Regions from separate parts of the Homo sapiens genome. Here regions 1, 2, 3, 5 and 6 are each linked to region 4. Evidence: chromatin contacts called from ENCODE Hi-C or POLR2A ChIA-PET data. All regions are on one chromosome and are shown on one strand. Each heading gives the region's core, a stretch centred on a gene start or an enhancer-like site at or near the end of the contact. The rest is flanking DNA. Distances are from core to core; before and after follow the strand shown. Region 1 overlaps MBP (myelin basic protein). Region 2 holds the start of MBP (myelin basic protein). Region 3 overlaps MBP (myelin basic protein). Region 4 holds the start of CNDP2 (carnosine dipeptidase 2). Region 5 holds the start of ZNF236 (zinc finger protein 236). Region 6 has its middle 37 kb from the start of LINC00908.

The links. A loop is a pair of places that touch in the nucleus more often than their neighbours do. ChIA-PET counts read pairs that join two places held with the same protein, here RNA polymerase II (POLR2A). Pooled maps may share reads with other maps.
Region 1: a loop to region 4 is called in a pooled map, with 8 times the contacts of the local background. The contact joins the enhancer-like site here to the promoter of CNDP2 in region 4. A Hi-C loop is called at or near these places in 1 of 168 maps with a recorded cell type or tissue (sciatic nerve), 5 of 37 single-sample maps with no recorded cell type and 8 of 50 pooled maps.
Region 2: a loop to region 4 is called in a pooled map, with 14 times the contacts of the local background. The contact joins the promoter of MBP here to the promoter of CNDP2 in region 4. A Hi-C loop is called at or near these places in 3 of 37 single-sample maps with no recorded cell type and 9 of 50 pooled maps.
Region 3: a loop to region 4 is called in a map with no recorded cell type, with 9 times the contacts of the local background. The contact joins the enhancer-like site here to the promoter of CNDP2 in region 4. A Hi-C loop is called at or near these places in 1 of 168 maps with a recorded cell type or tissue (CD4-positive, alpha-beta memory T cell), 5 of 37 single-sample maps with no recorded cell type and 10 of 50 pooled maps.
Region 5: a map of CD8-positive, alpha-beta T cell shows a loop between it and region 4 (17-fold over the local background). The contact joins the promoter of ZNF236 here to the promoter of CNDP2 in region 4. A Hi-C loop is called at or near these places in 5 of 168 maps with a recorded cell type or tissue (CD4-positive, alpha-beta T cell, CD4-positive, alpha-beta memory T cell, CD8-positive, alpha-beta T cell and 1 more), 8 of 37 single-sample maps with no recorded cell type and 21 of 50 pooled maps.
Region 6: a map of mammary epithelial cell shows a loop between it and region 4 (16-fold over the local background). The contact joins the enhancer-like site here to the promoter of CNDP2 in region 4. A Hi-C loop is called at or near these places in 2 of 168 maps with a recorded cell type or tissue (ascending aorta and mammary epithelial cell). POLR2A ChIA-PET finds 5 or more read pairs at or near these places in 1 of 52 experiments (MCF 10A).

What each region holds. Positions count from the first base shown.
Region 1 is chr18:77,100,536-77,103,235 of GRCh38, reverse strand. The region is part of intron 2 of MBP (myelin basic protein); the gene reads left to right. Among named protein-coding and RNA genes, the nearest start is that of MBP, 31 kb to the left of the region's middle. RefSeq lists a silencer at 996-1,115 and enhancers at 1,406-1,475, 1,566-1,695. Within about 2 kb of position 1,320, at least 38 of the 41 ENCODE cell types and tissues checked have a DNase peak (open chromatin) inside an H3K27ac peak, as active enhancers do.
Region 2 is chr18:77,131,411-77,134,110 of GRCh38, reverse strand. It overlaps MBP (myelin basic protein), which reads left to right and starts at 1,328. Exons shown (of 9, transcript NM_001025101.2): 1 at 1,328-1,531. RefSeq lists a silencer at 1,064-2,363.
Region 3 is chr18:77,052,992-77,055,691 of GRCh38, reverse strand. The region is part of intron 3 of MBP (myelin basic protein); the gene reads left to right. Among named protein-coding and RNA genes, the nearest start is that of MBP-AS1, 74 kb to the right of the region's middle. RefSeq lists enhancers at 463-592, 643-692, 86-987, 2,093-2,593. Within about 2 kb of position 1,336, at least 38 of the 41 ENCODE cell types and tissues checked have a DNase peak (open chromatin) inside an H3K27ac peak, as active enhancers do.
Region 4 is chr18:74,495,096-74,497,795 of GRCh38, reverse strand. It overlaps CNDP2 (carnosine dipeptidase 2), which reads right to left and starts at 1,433. Exons shown (of 12, transcript NM_018235.3): 1 at 1,365-1,433. RefSeq lists enhancers at 325-424, 808-1,320, 1,878-2,147 and silencers at 918-967, 1,098-1,607.
Region 5 is chr18:76,821,259-76,823,958 of GRCh38, reverse strand. It overlaps ZNF236 (zinc finger protein 236), which reads right to left and starts at 1,402. Exons shown (of 31, transcript NM_001306089.2): 1 at 1,297-1,402. The coding sequence starts at 1,351. It overlaps ZNF236-DT (ZNF236 divergent transcript), which reads left to right and starts at 1,664. Exons shown (of 3, transcript NR_040024.1): 1 at 1,664-1,943. RefSeq lists silencers at 771-1,510, 1,631-1,820 and enhancers at 1,891-2,000, 2,041-2,120.
Region 6 is chr18:76,564,610-76,567,309 of GRCh38, reverse strand. No RefSeq gene overlaps it. Among named protein-coding and RNA genes, the nearest start is that of LINC00908, 37 kb to the right of the region's middle. Within about 2 kb of position 1,374, at least 28 of the 41 ENCODE cell types and tissues checked have a DNase peak (open chromatin) inside an H3K27ac peak, as active enhancers do; they include ascending aorta and mammary epithelial cell, where a contact is called at or near this core.

The DNA.
Region 1 (2,700 bases), core at 71-2,570, 2.6 Mb before region 4:
TAAACTTGGAAGAAATGGGGCCTTCTCTGATTTGTACTTAATTTCTATGTCAGCCACATGAGTAATTTTCCATGATTTGCTTTCAAATCATCCATGGAAGGCGAGTAGGTGACTATATACTGTTCCTGTGTATATTTTATCTTGATTAAAGTGATAAACAGTATTTAGTTTCTTACCTAAGGATTTAGAAAGACTAATTTTATAAATATGTAAATGGTTCTAGTCAATGTTGAATGGGAGGGTGACTCATTATTTTGTTCAGCCCATACTTAAACTGTATTACTGATAATGTCAGCATTATAATTAGCAATAACAACCATAAATGTATTAAGTTACTAATTTATTAAGAACATGGCTTGGATACAGTATCTGCACCAGGAGGATTAAGTTTCACCTAAAGTGAAAGTGGAAAAAACAGCTCTGCTCAGAGGCCTCTAGGCTGTTAACACTGTTGGTATTTTAAGTCTTAGAATGACTGATTTGCAACTCCAGTTTCAAGAAACCTCTCTGTGGTGTACAGTTTCTTTCCTGTTGTTTGACGCTGTAAAACACCCACATATGTTTTTAATTTGTTTAATGCTATCAGAGTAAGATTTTGAGCCATAGCAAAGCCCATGCTGAGGCTTTTGTTTTCTGAAATCTCATGTTTAAAGTTCTGATCATTTAAAAACCTCAAAACTTGGAAATGTTAAAACTATGGTTCCTGTAGGTAGTTTTAAGAAGTAAGAGCTTTTTTTTCTTTCCTTTAAACTTGATGGGAAATATTTTGTGCCCTTCCAAGTACATGTACATGTTCTGTGATGCTGCATAGCTTAGTAGAGCATTAAACTTGAATCACAAAAGAAAACGTGACATGAGCTCCAGCCGTGTCACCTACCACTCTGCACATTTCTGTGTGTGATTCTGGGAGGCATTTTTCCCCCTTATGAGAGAGTCAAGGAAAGTTTCTGTCAGTTTCAGGTGCTGGTTACTGATCTGTCAGCAGGGAGGGCAGCTGCGGTGGGGGCTGCCCGGTCTACCCCACACACTGCCTCTGCCCCACTGCCCGGCCCAGGCTGCTGAGGGCCCCCTCCTTCCCACCCTGCTGCCACCTTCTCCACCTCTCCCCACCCACACTAGATGATTCTTTCCTCTGCTGTCATAGAGCCTGCGGCTGAGTGCTCTGATACAGATCCTGGTGATTTGTTTATCATCCGACTTCTTCCCCTCCTATATCAAGGAGGGAACTTTCCTCTCTCTGATGCCTCCGTCTCTAAGCCTGGAGCATCCCCAGCACATAACTGGCTTACAGATGTTCGAAAGAGTAAATGAATCATACCTATTTCCTAACTTCTTTTTCACATAAAAGCTCAGTTTCCTGAGCAGGCTTTAGGTGCCGTTGGCTGCTGGGGAGGTGGTGGGGAGGCCTCGTCTGTTGCCTGCAGGAGCTTCCAGTCTCCTTTGCAAGTTTTGCCCTCAGTGACTCAGGGCTTTGAAATTTGCTTCTCTCTCATCCCGAATAAGCCACGGCAGGATGTAAGAGGAAGAGAAACTAACTAAAGGGTTAACTGTGGAATGTCTCTGATTGGTGAAAAAAAGACACTTTTCTGGAGTTGCAGTGTTAGTCCACTCATATGGGGTGCAGGTCCCTGGTAACAAGTGGTTGAGCCACCTTCCTGGGCCAGTTGAGGGTCAGAACAGGAGACATCAGATTCAGGCAGAAGCACTCCGCCCATCAGAGGAGTGGGCAGCCTGCCCTCCTGACTCATGATTCACTCATGCGGATGGAGTGTAACTTCCTCCAGGCAGGCGCAGGTTCAGGGCACAGCGCTCCTTCTCAGAAACGAAGAAACTCCTGTTCTGCCTTTGACTCCCTGTGTTTTTTAAGTTGCAGGGAAATTTGGTTTCCAAATGGTCCTGCCTCACTAATTTACCAGCTTTCTATCACTCTGCCCATTTTGTATTTGGTTCTCCATCTTACTACAGAACTTGGCAGAACCCAAGAAGGAAAGGGTGCCAGCTGCCCTGGAGAACCCAGGGACGTGCCTCAATGCCAGGAGAGGGGCAGGGGGCAAGACCCACCCACAGAGGGATGCCCTGTCTTAGGCAGTCTTTGCCTGCCTGGCAGTCCTTGGTCCTTAGGACGTAAGACACTTGGCTTCACTGGCTACTGGAGGAATTCATTCCTTTTTGGCAGTGTGAATCAAAGGGGCTGGGCAGTTACCTTTGGGAGGGTCAGCAAGCGCTCAGAACGTGCCCATGTGCCAGGCTGCTTGTGGCTTTTGTCCCTCAGCTTTCTCTGAATGCTGTGGATCTGCTGAGCTGTGGGCTTACTCTTTGGGGTTTTCTGGTGATAGCTAAGCCTCCTGGGGATGATTCACTACATGTTCAAAACACCAAACGAGGCCAGGTGCGGTGGCCCACACCTGGAATCCCAGCACTGCGGGAGGCTGAAGCAGGCAGATTGCTTGAGCCTAGGAGTTCGAGACCAGCCTGGACAACAAAGTGAGACCTTATCTCTACAAAAAAATCAAAAAATTAGCTGGGCATGGTGCTGTGCACCTACAGTCCCAGCTACTCGGAAAGCTGAGGTGGAAAGATCACCTGAGCCTGGAGAGGTCGAGGCTACGGTGAGCCATGATCACACCACTGCACTCCAGCCTGGGCAACAGAGTAAGACCCTGTCTCAAAAAAAAGAAAAAACCACAAAACACACACACA
Region 2 (2,700 bases), core at 79-2,578, 2.6 Mb before region 4:
CTGGGTGCACCCGGGTTCATTGTCACCACCCGTGCTCCTAGGGCAGCTGTCCAGCCTCCCACGCCCACTCCGCTCATCCTTGACTTAAAGTGAGGTTGTGGGGCAGAAAAATTGGAGAAACACACTATCTTTGGCACCCTTTTCCCTCCTCACCTTCAGCCTCAAAGTCTCAGAACCCTCCTGCCCCCTCCACTTGAAAATCTCTCCTGAGGAAACGACCAGACTGAATGCTTTTGCGTCGTTGTGGAAGTATTTCTCTTCCAGTTGCCAGCATTTGAAGACAGTTGCTAAATCCTCCGGGGCTTTGGGGGAGGCTGGTTTTAGGCCGAAACCCCGACCCCGTGCTGAAGTCTGAGTCCCGCCTCCCAGCGCGGGCCGGGACAGCGCTCACCCCTCTCCCTCACTTCCTAACAAACTGTGTGGGTCCCAGGCTGCTCCAGGTCCCCTGGAAGCTCCAGATCCAGATCCCTGACTGGGGGTGTAGGTCAGGAGGAACGCGGGGCCTCATTCTGGGACTCCCCCAACCTCCTCCTCTTCCACCATCAGGAGGCTGAGAATCCAGAGAAAGATCTCTGACCACTAAATCTGTGTGCAGGTGAGTCACGGCTAAACAGCAGGCTTTTTCTTTTTAACAAGACAGCGACGAAGACCACGATGTCTCTGGGCTGCAGGACCAGGCTGCTTCCTCGCACCTGCGCGTGTTTTGCTGTCTTTTCCGCGCACGCTTCCTGCGCCGGTCCTGCAGGAGAAGGTGCGCCCCTAGCTCCCAGCTCCCAGCTCCCAGCTCCCAGAGGAGCACCTGCCAGCCGGACATGGGCCTGGCCTGGGCTCCAGGGGAGGGAGGGAGTGCCTTGGGAGGACCTGCCGGCTCCTTTCGCCTCCAGGCCGGGCTGACTCTCCTCCTGCAGGGCCGGGGCTGCGCCAAGTCTATCGGCAGTTTCTGGGGTTTCCAGCCCCTGAGGACGCGGGGAGATGCGGCCTGGCACCCCTCCCGCGAGGTCGAGGTCGGGGTCGGGGTGGGTTCGGAGGCCAAGCCTCCGAACGGGAAGGGTCGACGGGCCGCAGTTCGGAGCCCAGTTCGGCAGCGGGCGAGGCTCCAGGCCGCCCCTCCGAGGTCTGACCCTGCGCGTGGGCCCCGTGCGCCCCCCAAGTTCCGCGTGGGCAGAGCGGGCCCGGGGTCCTCCGAGCTCCCGGGGCGGCGCCGGCGGCCGCGTCCAGGTGGGGCGGGCCCGGCGGGATCGGCCTGTGTTTACCTGGCTCGCAGGAAGCCCGGGGAGGCGGGGCCGGGGAGCTGGGTGCGCGCCCGTCCCTCGGAGCCGCCGCCGTCAGTCACCGCCGCCGCGCGCCAGAGAGAAGCAGCCTCCGGCCCCGGCGGCCCCTGTCTCCCGACCCCGGAAGGCGAAGCAGGCTGCCCGGGGACCCCGCGCGTGGGCGCTTGAAGCCGAGACCAGCCTGCCCGGGCCTGGGCAGGCGGAGCAGGGCCTTGGACCCCGCGGCGCCCCTCGGCCTCGGAGCAACGAGCGCAGCGCCGGTGGGTGACCCTCGGGGACGGGCGGGCTGCTCTGCCGCCTTTGTCTCTGTGCCCCTCCGAGTGGGGACCGCGGAGACCTGGGCGGGACCCCGGACCGGAGCCCCGCGGGAGCCGGGGGCGCAAGATCGGGGACAGGAGCTATCCCGACGCCCGGACTCCGGGTCCCTTTCTTGGCTGGGGACGCGCAGGGAGAACCTAGGCAGCGGAGCAGGTGGCCGAGCAGGTAGCAGCCGGCGGCCTCCCTGACCCGAACCCAAGTCGCCGCCCCCGATCCCCATTGCGCGGGGGCTGGGCGCGGGTGTAGACGCGGGTTTACAGCGCCGGGGCCCGACCCTGACAGGTGTCCAGGGGTGGACTCCAGCCAGGCCCGGCGGTCCCAGGGTCGCTGAAACCGCTCGGCCTCGGGCCGTGGGGCTGAGGGGAGGAGTCTAGGGTGGGAGGGGACGGCGGTCAAAAGCGGCCACTCTGGGCGGGTGTGGAGAGGGTGCTGGCTGCCAGGGCGGGCTGGGGGGTCCTCCCGGCTCGCGGCGCCTGCTAATCACACCCCGGGGGCCCCGCGCGCGATCGCGCTCCTGCCCCTGCCCCCGGGGCGAAGCGCAGTCTCCCTCTGAGCTCCAGGGGCGGCCAGGAGAGCCCGGGTCCGGGCTTCCGCCTTCGCAGGGCCTGTCTCGGGCTCTTCGGCCGGGCCCGTCGCTGCGCCCACCTGGGCCCACGTGCGCCGCCCGCAGCCGCCCGCCGGCCCGCCCGGGTCTTCCCGGCAGTCCCCTCCTGGGCCCCACTGCCTGTCCTGGGCCGGGTGCGTCCGTTTTCCGTGGCCCCCGAGGCCGGGGTGTGTGACCTGCGGTCATTTGCCGCCACACTAGATTTTCCGGGGTGCTGGGGGCAGCGCCTTGTGTCCTTTCGCGTCCACCTGAGCCCCCCCGTTTTGGAAGGTGGAGTGGGGCTTGGGAAAAGGTTCAAGCGTCTTTGGGGACCCCCGTGCGACTCTGGCTGGAAACAGGCGAGCTCTGGTTCCTTGTTCCGTTTTCCAATTGCAACAACGTGAGAATCAACAAGTGCTCGGTTTCTCTGCGCGTGGGTGAGGGGCGCGTGGGCTCGCTGGGTGCTGGGGTGGGGAGGGGGCGTGGACTTCGTTCCGGGGAGGCCTCTGCCTCGTCTGACCACAGAAC
Region 3 (2,700 bases), core at 87-2,586, 2.6 Mb before region 4:
TTAAAGCAATAATGGAAGTTATCCTATGAAAGATAGCAGCCCACCAGCAGATGTGAAAAGCAATTACTAGGTTAAAAAAAGAGAAAGAAAGAGAGAGAGAGAGAGAAAGAAAGAGAAAGAAAAGGAAGGAAGGATGAAAAGAAAGGGAAAGAAAGGGAAGGAATGGAAGGAAAGGAAGGAAAGAAAGGAAAAAGAAAACTGAGCCCATTTTAAGCGCAGTTCATCTTTCCCAGCCAGGGAGGATGGCAGAGGTGGCACTGGGCTGGGAGGGAACAGCCACCCATGCACCTCCTGGGTCAGGGGTTGGGCTTTGAGGATGTGGGTTCTAGAAGTTTACAGTTATGTGCCCCCTACTCTGGGCATTTTATCAGTTGGTACAAAGCCACTTCCTCCCAGGGCAGGACACTCTTGCACCAGCTCAGCTCAGCTCCTTCCTGCCTCTGGGTTTCTGCTGACCCTGCTCCTCCCACACAGAGGCTGTGCTGGAGTTTGCAGCAAAGCCGCCTGCTGTTTTCTCTACCACAGAAGGTGGTACAGACACGCAGGGCCCAGCAGCAGCAGGCGGCGCTGCCGTTCCTCTGTCTCCATCCACGATGTGCGTGCCCAGAAGGTTCCCTTCTAACTGCGGGGCCTCCCAGAGCAAACTCATGATTACTTCCCATGGTTTGCATACCTTTATGATACTGAATTCCATAGAATGTTGACATTTAAATGTGTGCGTGCATGCAAGTCCCTCACCTTCTCCTCTGGGCTTTCTGTGCCAAAGGTCATTTTCCTGATAATATGAAATTGATCATCTGGAGATCACAGTGGCAGAGCAGGAGAAAACAGGATGTGTGCATGGTGACATTACCCACCGCTAACAGGAACTGGAACTTGAGATGTGTGCATGGTGACGTCACCCGCCGCTAACAGGAATTGGAATTTGAGATGTGTGCATGGTTGTGTCACCCGCCGCTAACAGGGATTGGAACTTGAGCTCTCCCCTTATCCAGGTACAAAATGAGGAGCACTATTTCTATGTCTTTGCTGAGAGCACTGATGGCTGATTGTGCCAAGGACCCAGGGAAGCTCTGATACTTAGCAAGCACCTCTCCCATCACCAAGGCCCAAGCCCTCCTCTGCCCACCTGGGTGATTAAGTGGGTCCCAGCCTCCATCCTGATCCATCCCTGTTGGTTCTCCCTGCCAGCTAGCTGCTGAGCACCTCGCTCCCTGCTCAAATCCCCTCCACCTGTTCCCCAGGGGCCTCTCCAACCACATCTCCTGCGGCCCCTCCCTCCCGCAGCCTCCTGGGTGTGGCTGAAGCACAAGCTCTGCCCTCCTCCTTAAGTCTCTTGCCCAGATATCCGGGGGTGAGCTCTTCGCTCCATGTCCCTTCTCGTTGACATCTCCCACTTAGAAGTGCAGCTGTGTCAGCGCAGGTGGGCTCTGCAGGCCTGCCAGAGGAACTCCTAAATCTCTGAGGCTCAAGGTGATGTCCACTCACATCATAGCTCAGCGAGGGCCAGGCGGCTCTCCATCCAGTGTGCCTGGGAGAGTCCTGTGGCTTCCACATAGAGTCTCTGCCATCGGAGGGCAGGGCGGGGAGGGACCGGGAGGACAGCCCAAGGGCCAAGCACCCTGCAGACCAGGCCGAGGGGCAGTCATCGCGTCCACTCAAGTTCTGATGGCCAGAAGCATCATGTGGCCCCACCTCGAGGAGGGGGCCAAGAGGAAGAAGGATGCAGAGTGGGGCAGTACAGTCACCTCTGTCACAGTCCCTGATTATGTTGTTTATTGTCCGAGCCCCGACTCCGGATGGAAAGTGAGCCCCATGAAGGCAGGGACATCTGTCTGTTTTGTTCGCTGAGATATCCCAGCACCTAGACGCAGGCCCGGCTCATGGGACGAGCTTCATCAATATTTGCTGGATGACTGAGTGACAGGTGGGACACCCCTCGTCCCTGCTGCTCTCTCCTCTCCTGTCTCAAAGACTTCATTTGCACATGGCAGTGTTCCACATAAAATGCCAGCAGACAGTGTGCCTGAGGCCTGAACTCTTCCCTGTAAGGAATTCTGCCTCTATGCTACAGCTCAGCAAGTGATGCACAGAAGTGCCCGCAGCTCGTGCATCAGAGTGTGTGTGTGTAAGAGTACCCGTGTGTGCTTTGTGATGTGTGCACATAGCATGTGGGGTGCACACTATAGAAATGCTGTTCCAACTGACAAAATGTCCCTGGAACTCGAGAGATGCTTTTGTTCTTTGGAATTAGGGTGAGACTCTGAAACCACAGCCAGCCCCCGTAGCGGAGCATACCGGCTGACACTGGCGTCTTGGCTGCAGGGGCTGAGGACGGAGCTCAGTCCCGACCCAGCTGAGTGTGCAAATGTCCAGCTTCTGTGTGCCCCTTGGCTGGACCTGCAGTGGGGCCCCTGCCCACCCCTCCCCTGAAGCAGCCACCATGAGGACAGGTGCAGGGAAGTGGGAAGCAGCCATGTCACTGCAGATGCGGCCACCCTCAGCCAGGGCTCCTATCACTAAGCCATCTGGTGTTGAGCTCCCTGGAGACATGCGAGCCTGTGCTGTTCCCCTCTCTGCTTCTGGGACAGCCACGCTGGCCTATCACGGGGACACGGCATTGGTTGGCTTCTTTTGGGGCCTTCTATTTAGCAGGAAACTAAAAGTTCCCCTTTTTCAAATGATCCAGGGCAGGCAGCT
Region 4 (2,700 bases), core at 184-2,683:
TTATTTATTTAGAGACAGGTTGTCATTCTGTCACCCAGGCAGGAGTGCATTGCTGTGATTTTGGCTCACTGCAACCTCTGTCTCCCAGGCTCAAATGATCCTCCTGCCTCAGCTTCCCAAGTAGCTGGGACTGCAGGTGCGCACCACCACACCCAGCTAATTTTTGTATTTTTTGTAGAGACGGGGTTTGCTCGTGTTACTCAGGCTGGTCTCGAACTCCTGGACTCAAGCGATCTGTCCGCCTTGGTCTCCCAAAGTGCCGAGGTTACACACATGAGCCACCATGCCTGGCAAGGGAGTAACATGATTTAAATGTTGAGACTAGTGGAGGGCAGGAGAAATTGCTGTGGCACCTGGAACCGTCAGTAGTACACACAAATGAGTCTTCTAGTTCTGAGAATCTCAGTCCCTGTCCCTTGATAATTGAAGGCATATATAACACAAATAACTGAATCACACCTTCATGTCTGATTAAGAACCAATAAAAGAATCTCCAATCTGCCCAAGCTAGAACTTGATCCCTAAGCATAATGTGGACTTCTCTTCCTCCACTCCTGCCTGCAAACATTAGGGACAAGGAAGGTATTGGTAGCAGGCCCCGGGTTCTCCGCCTCTTCCTGCAGTCTATGCTTGGATGATCTACGGAATCTGACCTTGGCAGGCGGTGGGGAGTTTGGTTTGGTGGCCCTGTCTGTGAGGACCAAATATTGTCTCTATTTCACAGATGAGGAAACTGAAGCCAATTGAATAAGACACCTGCCCCAGACCATCAAGCTGGCATGGGAATTTTGTCTCCCCTCAGACGCTTCCTCCTATAGCCTTAAACGCTGCCTCAAATGCTGGCGGGAGCTAGGGACGCTGTCCAGGGCCCTTTGAACCTGGGAGGCTTCTGTCCCGCCACACTCCCCACCCCAGGTCTCCGGGAAAGGGATCCGTTGGAGAAAGGCTGGAGTTCTCAGCAGGCCCCTGGGGAGGGGTGTGGCCTGACCAGCGCTCGGCTCCCCGCAACCCCATCTCCAACCCGGGTCGTTCCACTCGACTCCACCAGGGAGGGCCACGCAGGCTCAGGCCAAGTGCGCCGCCCAGCTTGTCCCTGCGTACCGGGGACGCGCTCGGCGCTGCTGGGACACGAGTGGCCCGGAGGTGCGAGAGGCCCCGGGGCCATGGCCGTCACGGGCCTCCGCCCCCGACCGCGCGCTCGGGAACAGCCCGGACACCATTGTTCCCGCCTGGCTGCGGCCGGGCGCCCCACGCTCCCCCACGAATGAGGCGTGACTCTCGCCGCTGACCCGGGTCCTCCCCGCCCAGCCCGTTCCCAGCTCAGGGCGCCCACCCGGGAAGGAAGGTCCATCAGGAAGACCCACCTGGGAAGGAAGGCCCACTAGGCAAGGCCCTGTTACCAGCAGCAAGCGCGGCGCCGGTTCCGTACCACGTGTCCCGGCCACGACCCCCGGCGCTGGCCCGCCCCGCGGTCGCCCTGGCCACCAACCCCGCCTTGTCCGGAGGGCAGGCATCGCCACGCCCCCGCCACGCCCACCAATCCAGCCACAGGCAGAGGGGTGGTGTCACTCTCTCCCCGCCCCATTTCCGCCCTGAGCCAGGTGCGGAAGGTGACGTCACCTCTCCCAGCTCCATTTCCGTCCCGCCCACCAATCCCGGCCTGGTCCACAAGGCTTTCGCCTCGTCGCCCCTCCCCGACGGTAGACGGGGATGTGGGCGTGGCGAGGGGGCGGAGATTTCGTGGGTTGGGATTCAGGGGAGGCAGGGCACACGGGAGCGCGTGTCCGGAGCTGTGGGCTTGTGCTGTGCTTCCCGGTTGCTCTTGGGTGGGCGGGGGGCCTGGTGCTTCAACGGTGGGGTCCGAGAAGTCGCCTGCAGTGCGGCAATGGAGTCCAAAACTAGGGGGCCCTGACTCCACCCTCTGATCTCCCAGGCTCCGGAGGTCCCACGACGCTCCCATTCCCTTGCGCATCCAGCACTGCACTTTCCGTTGCGTTTCAGTCCCGGCGGAGTCGGGGCACGGACTCCTGCGGGTCACACAAGCTCCAATGAGAGGTCGGTCTGAACTGGATTAGGAAAGCGTTCGCCAGCATCGTTACCAGTAGTGGAAATATTTTAGTATTTGTGTCCCATGACCCTAGGAACTGATGAAGGAAGCAGAGCCAGCACCGTGTTTGAGCGTCTGCGACAGCGCTTTCCTTTTTAATCTTAACAACAATTCTTGGGGGTAAAATTGTTATTCCCTAGTCTGCTCACTTTTCCAATAGAGTGTTCTCAAAAGACTTTCTTTAAACTTGTACCACTACCACATTCTTTAAGGAGTGATGGCTCGGGAGTTATTATTTTTTAAAAATGAATTTAATAGTTGTAAGAGATGTATACGTTCCCACATAAAGTAAAATGTTAAAATTGTCTCCTCCCTTAAAATTTACATGGTTTGTTTCCTCTTTTTATATTTATTTATTTATTTATTTATTTATTTATTTAGAGACAGAGTCTTGCTCTGTTGCCATGCTGGAATGCAGTAGCCCAGTCTCAGCTCACTGCAAGCTCCGCCTCCCAGGTTCAAGCCATTCTGCCTCAGCCTCCCGAGTAGCTGGGACTGCAGGTGCGCACCACCGCACCCAGCTAATTTTTGTATTTTTAGTAGAGACAGGGTTTCACCATATTGGTCAAGATGGTCTCGATTTCTTGACCTAC
Region 5 (2,700 bases), core at 153-2,652, 2.3 Mb before region 4:
CTTTCCAAACGCGGAGCGCCGCTCCAGTTGCACGGGTGACCAGGACCAGGGACCAGGCCTGCAGGGGGAGACTCGCGTCCAAGGCCGCACGGGAACCACGGCGCCCGCGAGAAAAAGCGCGGCGCCCCCTACCCCACTGCCCTCGACCTGGGAACCGCGGCACCGGCGAGTGCGCCCCGATCCCCCTGCGCAGGAAAGTCCGTTCCTCAAGCTCCGGGCTGGGGCTTTGGAAGGCAAGTCAATTCCTGACTGCTGGAAGGGCCAGGGTCTGGGGGTGCCCGGTTGTGTGTCTGCCTGCTCTTAAATTCTGGGCCTTTCTCCTTCCTTGGAAAACAAAATCTGAGTTATTTCATGACTTTAGCAAAGTACCATGGAGAATAAATTACTGGGGAAAACACTTCCTGACGCCTACTGTGTGCACGATCTAGCGCTCCCCACATAACACTGATGCCTACTGTATGCACGACCCACAGCGCTCTCCAGAAGCTCCAGGTTCAAGCTACCCGGATCACAATGGTGCCTACTGTTTGCACGACCCACAGCGCTCTCCAGATGCCCAGGGTTCCAGCCCCCCGGATCACAATGGCGCCTACTGTATGCACTACCCACAGCGTCTGCAGAGGCTCAGGGTTCAAGTTCCCGGATCACAATGGCGCCTACTGTATGCACGCCCCACAGCGCGCCCCAGATAACACTGGAGCACACTGTGTGCACGACCCTGCGCTTCCCGGACAACGCTGGCGCCTACTGTGTGCACGACCCCGCGCTCCACGGCCTCCCTGTGGGCCGAGCCCAACGTCCCCGGGGCAGCCGGCGCCGCGCAGGGTCGGGCGGGGGCGCCGTCCGGGAGGAGCCCGGGGCGCGGTATCCGCAGGCCCGGGCTCTGGCCAGGCCGCCTCCCCAGCGCGCCCCGCGGCCCTCCGGCCCCGGGACGGAACACGGGGCGGCCACTTTCCCTCAAGTTCAGCGCGGGCCGCGGCAGGGCCAGCGGGGGCAGGGCGCGCGCAGGAGGCGGCCGCCTGCTCCCTCACCCGCCTCCCGCCTCCCGCCTCAGCCGCCGCCCGGCCCAGGAAAGTAGGCCCAGCGCGCGGAGGGGCCGGGCGGCGACTCGCCCGTATCATTCCGCCCGCGCTGCGGCCCGCCCGGCCAGTCGGCGGCGGCGGCGGCCCGGGTCTGCGCGGCCCCCGCCCCCGCCCCGCCGCTCCCGGCGCCCCCCGCGCCGCATCCGGGGACTGGCAGGGCGCGGGCCCCGCACCGGCCGCCGGCGGGGCGCGAGGGCGCGGCCGCGGGCCTTACCGGAGTCGCCGCGCGCCTTGCTCTCCCTGGGCTTCGGGGGGCGGCCCCGCGGCATCGTCGGCGGCCCGGCTCGCACCCACACCCACTCACACTCACACTCACACTCACACGCGGCGGCGGGGGCGCGCACGCGCGGGCACCGGGGCGGGGGCGCGCCCAGCCGGCGCTAGAGGCGGGCGGAGCTGCCCGGCGGCGGGCGGCCCGGTCCGAGCGCCGCCGGGCTCACGGGGGAAAGGCGCCTGAACGCGCGCACCGGAGCGCTCGAACCGCGCCGGCCTTGGCAGGTTCCATGGCCCGCGGGCCGCGGTGGGGGCGTTGGGCGCGGGCGCGGGCGCGGTGGGGGCGGGGGCGGCGGCGGGGCGCATGCGCGGCGCCGCGGGGCCTTAGCGGACGGAGGGGAGCGCGGGGGTCACCGGGCCGGGCCGGCAGCCCTAGAGCTCGGCCTGGCGGGGACCCTGGGCCAGCCCCGCGCCTCCGTGGCCCGGGCGTCTCGTGCGTGTCCGCGAACTCGCGTGCGCGCGTCACCTCGGACCGCAGCATGGCTCGGAGGGCGGCCCTACTCGCGCCGCCCTAGTGCTGCGAAGGGCCTCGGAGCCCAAACCCGGAACCGCCATCTGGGACTGGGAAGACGACATGGCCAGAAGCCGGTAATGTTCCTTTCCCTGGGGGCAGTGCATTAAAATGGACCATTTCACGTGTGCTGGTCTTGTGTGTTGTTGCCTGCGCTAACTTACACGAAGTGGCAACAGGAACAGGCAGCGCAGCACCCGAGCGCCGGGTGGAGAGGCCGGCCGAGCCCGGGGAAAGCGACCTTACTCTGTCACCTGGGCTGGAGTGCAGTGGCGCAAATTAAAGTGTGCAGTTTGATACATCTTGACACATGTATACACTGTGAAACCATCATCACAATCAACAGTGAAGATGTTCCTCCCGTCTCTCTGTAACCCTTTCCTCTCTCCCTCCTTCCCTCCTCCCCCTCCCACCCATCTGCTTTTTGTCACTATAGTTTGAATTTCCTGGAGTTTTTAAATATCTTTTTATACAGACTGGGTCTCGCTTGCTCTGTCACCCAGGCGGGAGTGCAGTGACACGATCGGGACCCACTGTAGCCTCAAACTCCTGCCCTTAAGCAATCCAACTGCTTCAGCCTCCCGAGTAGCTGAGACTGCAGGTGAGGACCGCCATGTCTAGCTTTTTGTTTTTTTTTAAACATATGGGGTCTCTCTGTGTTGCCCAGCCTGCTCTGGAACTCCTAGCTTCAATTGACCCTCTGCCTCAGCCTCCCAAAGTGTTGGGATTGCAGATGTGAGCCACTGTGCCCAACCTGTTTTTCTTGGTGTTTTATATAAATGGAATTGTATCGCACGTAATCTTTAGGGAAGTGGGGGCTGTTCATTGAGCATA
Region 6 (2,700 bases), core at 125-2,624, 2.1 Mb before region 4:
AGAAGGAGAAAGAGACAGAGAAAGAGACAGACGTGGGGGTGGGGAGAGAGACAGAGAGAGGGAGAGAGACAAAGAGATTGGGAGAGACAGAGACAGAAAGAGACAGAGACAGAGACAGTGAGAGAGAGACAGAGAGAAGGAGAGAGAGACAAAGAAAGAGAGACAGAGAGACGGGGGAATGGGGGAGAGAGACAGAAAGAGGGAGAAAGACAGAAAGACAGAAACAAAGAGAAAGACAACGAGAAGCAGAAAGAGGAAGACAGAGAGAGGCATAGAGAGAGAGACAGAGCGAAACAGAGACAAAGAGATACAGAGAGAGAGACAGAGAGAGAGAGACAGGTAGGGGAAGGGAAGAGGGAGGGCTCCTCCTGGTCCCGGTGGCCAATGTGAAGGCCAGAGGGAAGCAGGGAGCCCTCCTGGGCAGCTCCTCAGGAAATAAGGGGAGAGGACAGCCTCTTTCAACAGATGGACCAGTCTTTGGGAGACAAGCTCTCCCCATGGGATGCCATCTCTCTTCTCCACCCTGTGTCTTATGAACGTGGCCTTGGTGCAGGGCCTCCCTCTTCAGACCCAGCAGAAGTGGCATTGCATGCACACCAGTTTGAGTGGCATAGTTAAGTCCCAGTTGACCGAAGTCCCAACCTACACTTAGACTTTCTCAGACCAGTGGCCACCTCCTCCGAAGTCCCCCAGAGAAAGAAACCCCTGCCTTCTGTGCTGGCTTTTAGGAACTCCCAGGATTACCCAGCACTCTCCCCGTCCTCCGGAGAGGTGGGATCCGAGGAAAGGGCGAGCCCAGACACAGCGCCACGTCAGAAAGTCCCGTCATGGCAGGGCGCGGGGGCTCACGCCTGTCATCCCAGCACTTTGGGAGGCCGAGGCGGGCGGATCACAAGGTCAAGAGATTGAGGCCATCCTGGCCAACATGGTGAAACCCCGTCTCTACTAAAAATACAAAAAATTAGCCGGGCCTGGTGGTGGACGCCTGTAGTCCCAGCTACTCGGGAGGCTGAGGCAGGAGAATCACTTGAACCCGGGAGGCGGAGCTTGCAGTGAGCCGAGATCGCGCCACTGCACTCCAGCCTGGGTGACAGAGTGAGACTCTGTCTCAAAAAAACAAACAACAACAACAACAACAACAACAAATCTTTATCTCCCTACTATTCCTAGCTAGAATTGCTCCCTGAATTCCACGGTGTCCAAGCCTAGGGGGCATGTTTCTGTAATGCTCCTGTGGCAATGGATACACAAGTCCCTCTCTGGGCTTGGGCCCTTATTCAGGGTTTGGAATGGATTCTTGTGTAAGATCCAGCCTGATTGCACGGTGCAAGCCACCATCTGGAACAGCGGAAGATGATCGAATCGCATTGCGAAATACAAAACACGAAACTTTTTCCTGTGTTAAAAATACTTTTAAATAATGGAACCAATCTGATAGCATGTTGAGAAAAACTTCACTACCCACAAAAGCTAGGAAGAAAAAGTCACGCTAGGGTTTCTTCCTTTTGCCTGAGTTGCATTTTTTCCAGTTTTAGAACATCATTACCTTTGCAAACAAGGATTTTGCTATAAAAGCATTCTCACGTATATTTGCCTTTTTGTAGGTACTGATGTCACCTTGAGCCAAAGGAAAACAACGAGCCATAAATCAGTGTATGAATGAGCAAAGGAATACCATGGCGCAGAACATCGTCATTCCGTCTTCCTCAGGTGCAAGCAATCGCAGGATGGTTGAGACTTTACAGTCTTCTGACAGCTCTGCCCACATGAGTGCCGCATGCACATGTGAAACAGCTATCATTAAAACTGCGCTAGCAGCTAAGGAGTAAAAAGGAAAACTTAACCAAAGCCGTGACATCCCCTAAAGGATATATTTCACCAACGCGATGGAGCTGCTGGAACCTGGGCGGCCAGATGCAAATGACCCGAGCAAAGCCGCCTCCTCATTGGCCAGACCTCTTCTCCTCCCACACTCTGAAATCTGAGTCCCATCCACAAATATCCTCAAGTCAAACTCTAAGTACAAAAACATCTAAGAAATGTTGCCTGCACAAAAGCATTTTTGCTCCGAGAAAGGGAATTTCTGACAAAGTCTGGGAAGACAAAGGGACAATTTGGGACAGGCACAAACTGATTATAAACATGCTTTCTTTAATTAAATGATAAAATGTTAAATAAATCTTCTTTAGCACAAAAATACTGAAAGTCTGTACTCAGCAAACAAAATGAATCAGCAATTTTTTTTTCAAGCCTTCAAGGTTAGTGAATTGACCTATCACTCTGGCTAACATATCTTAGGCTTCCTAATATGTTAAAAAGCTTTGGAAAATTTGGAAGGCAATATTCTAGCTCCCAGGAGGCCAACACCTCCTGACACCTAACATCTAGCTTTGAGAGGCAAGACAAGAAGCCCACAGAGATGTGAGCTCTGCACAGGACCAGACGCCCTGGAGATCCTGTTAGGAGGTTGCACACAGATGATCTCGATCACCAACCCCCAGCAGGAATCTTGCCAAATCGGTATGAATATGTCCATTTTACGGATGCAGAAATGGAAGGTGAAGAGGCCAAGGGATATGCCCAAGGTAACAGAGCTAGGAAGCAGCTGAGATGGAATTCTGACCCAAGTCTCTTTAACATCAACTGCATCCACCACTATAGTCTGTGAACCATTAAGTAACGCCATATAAATGGCAAATT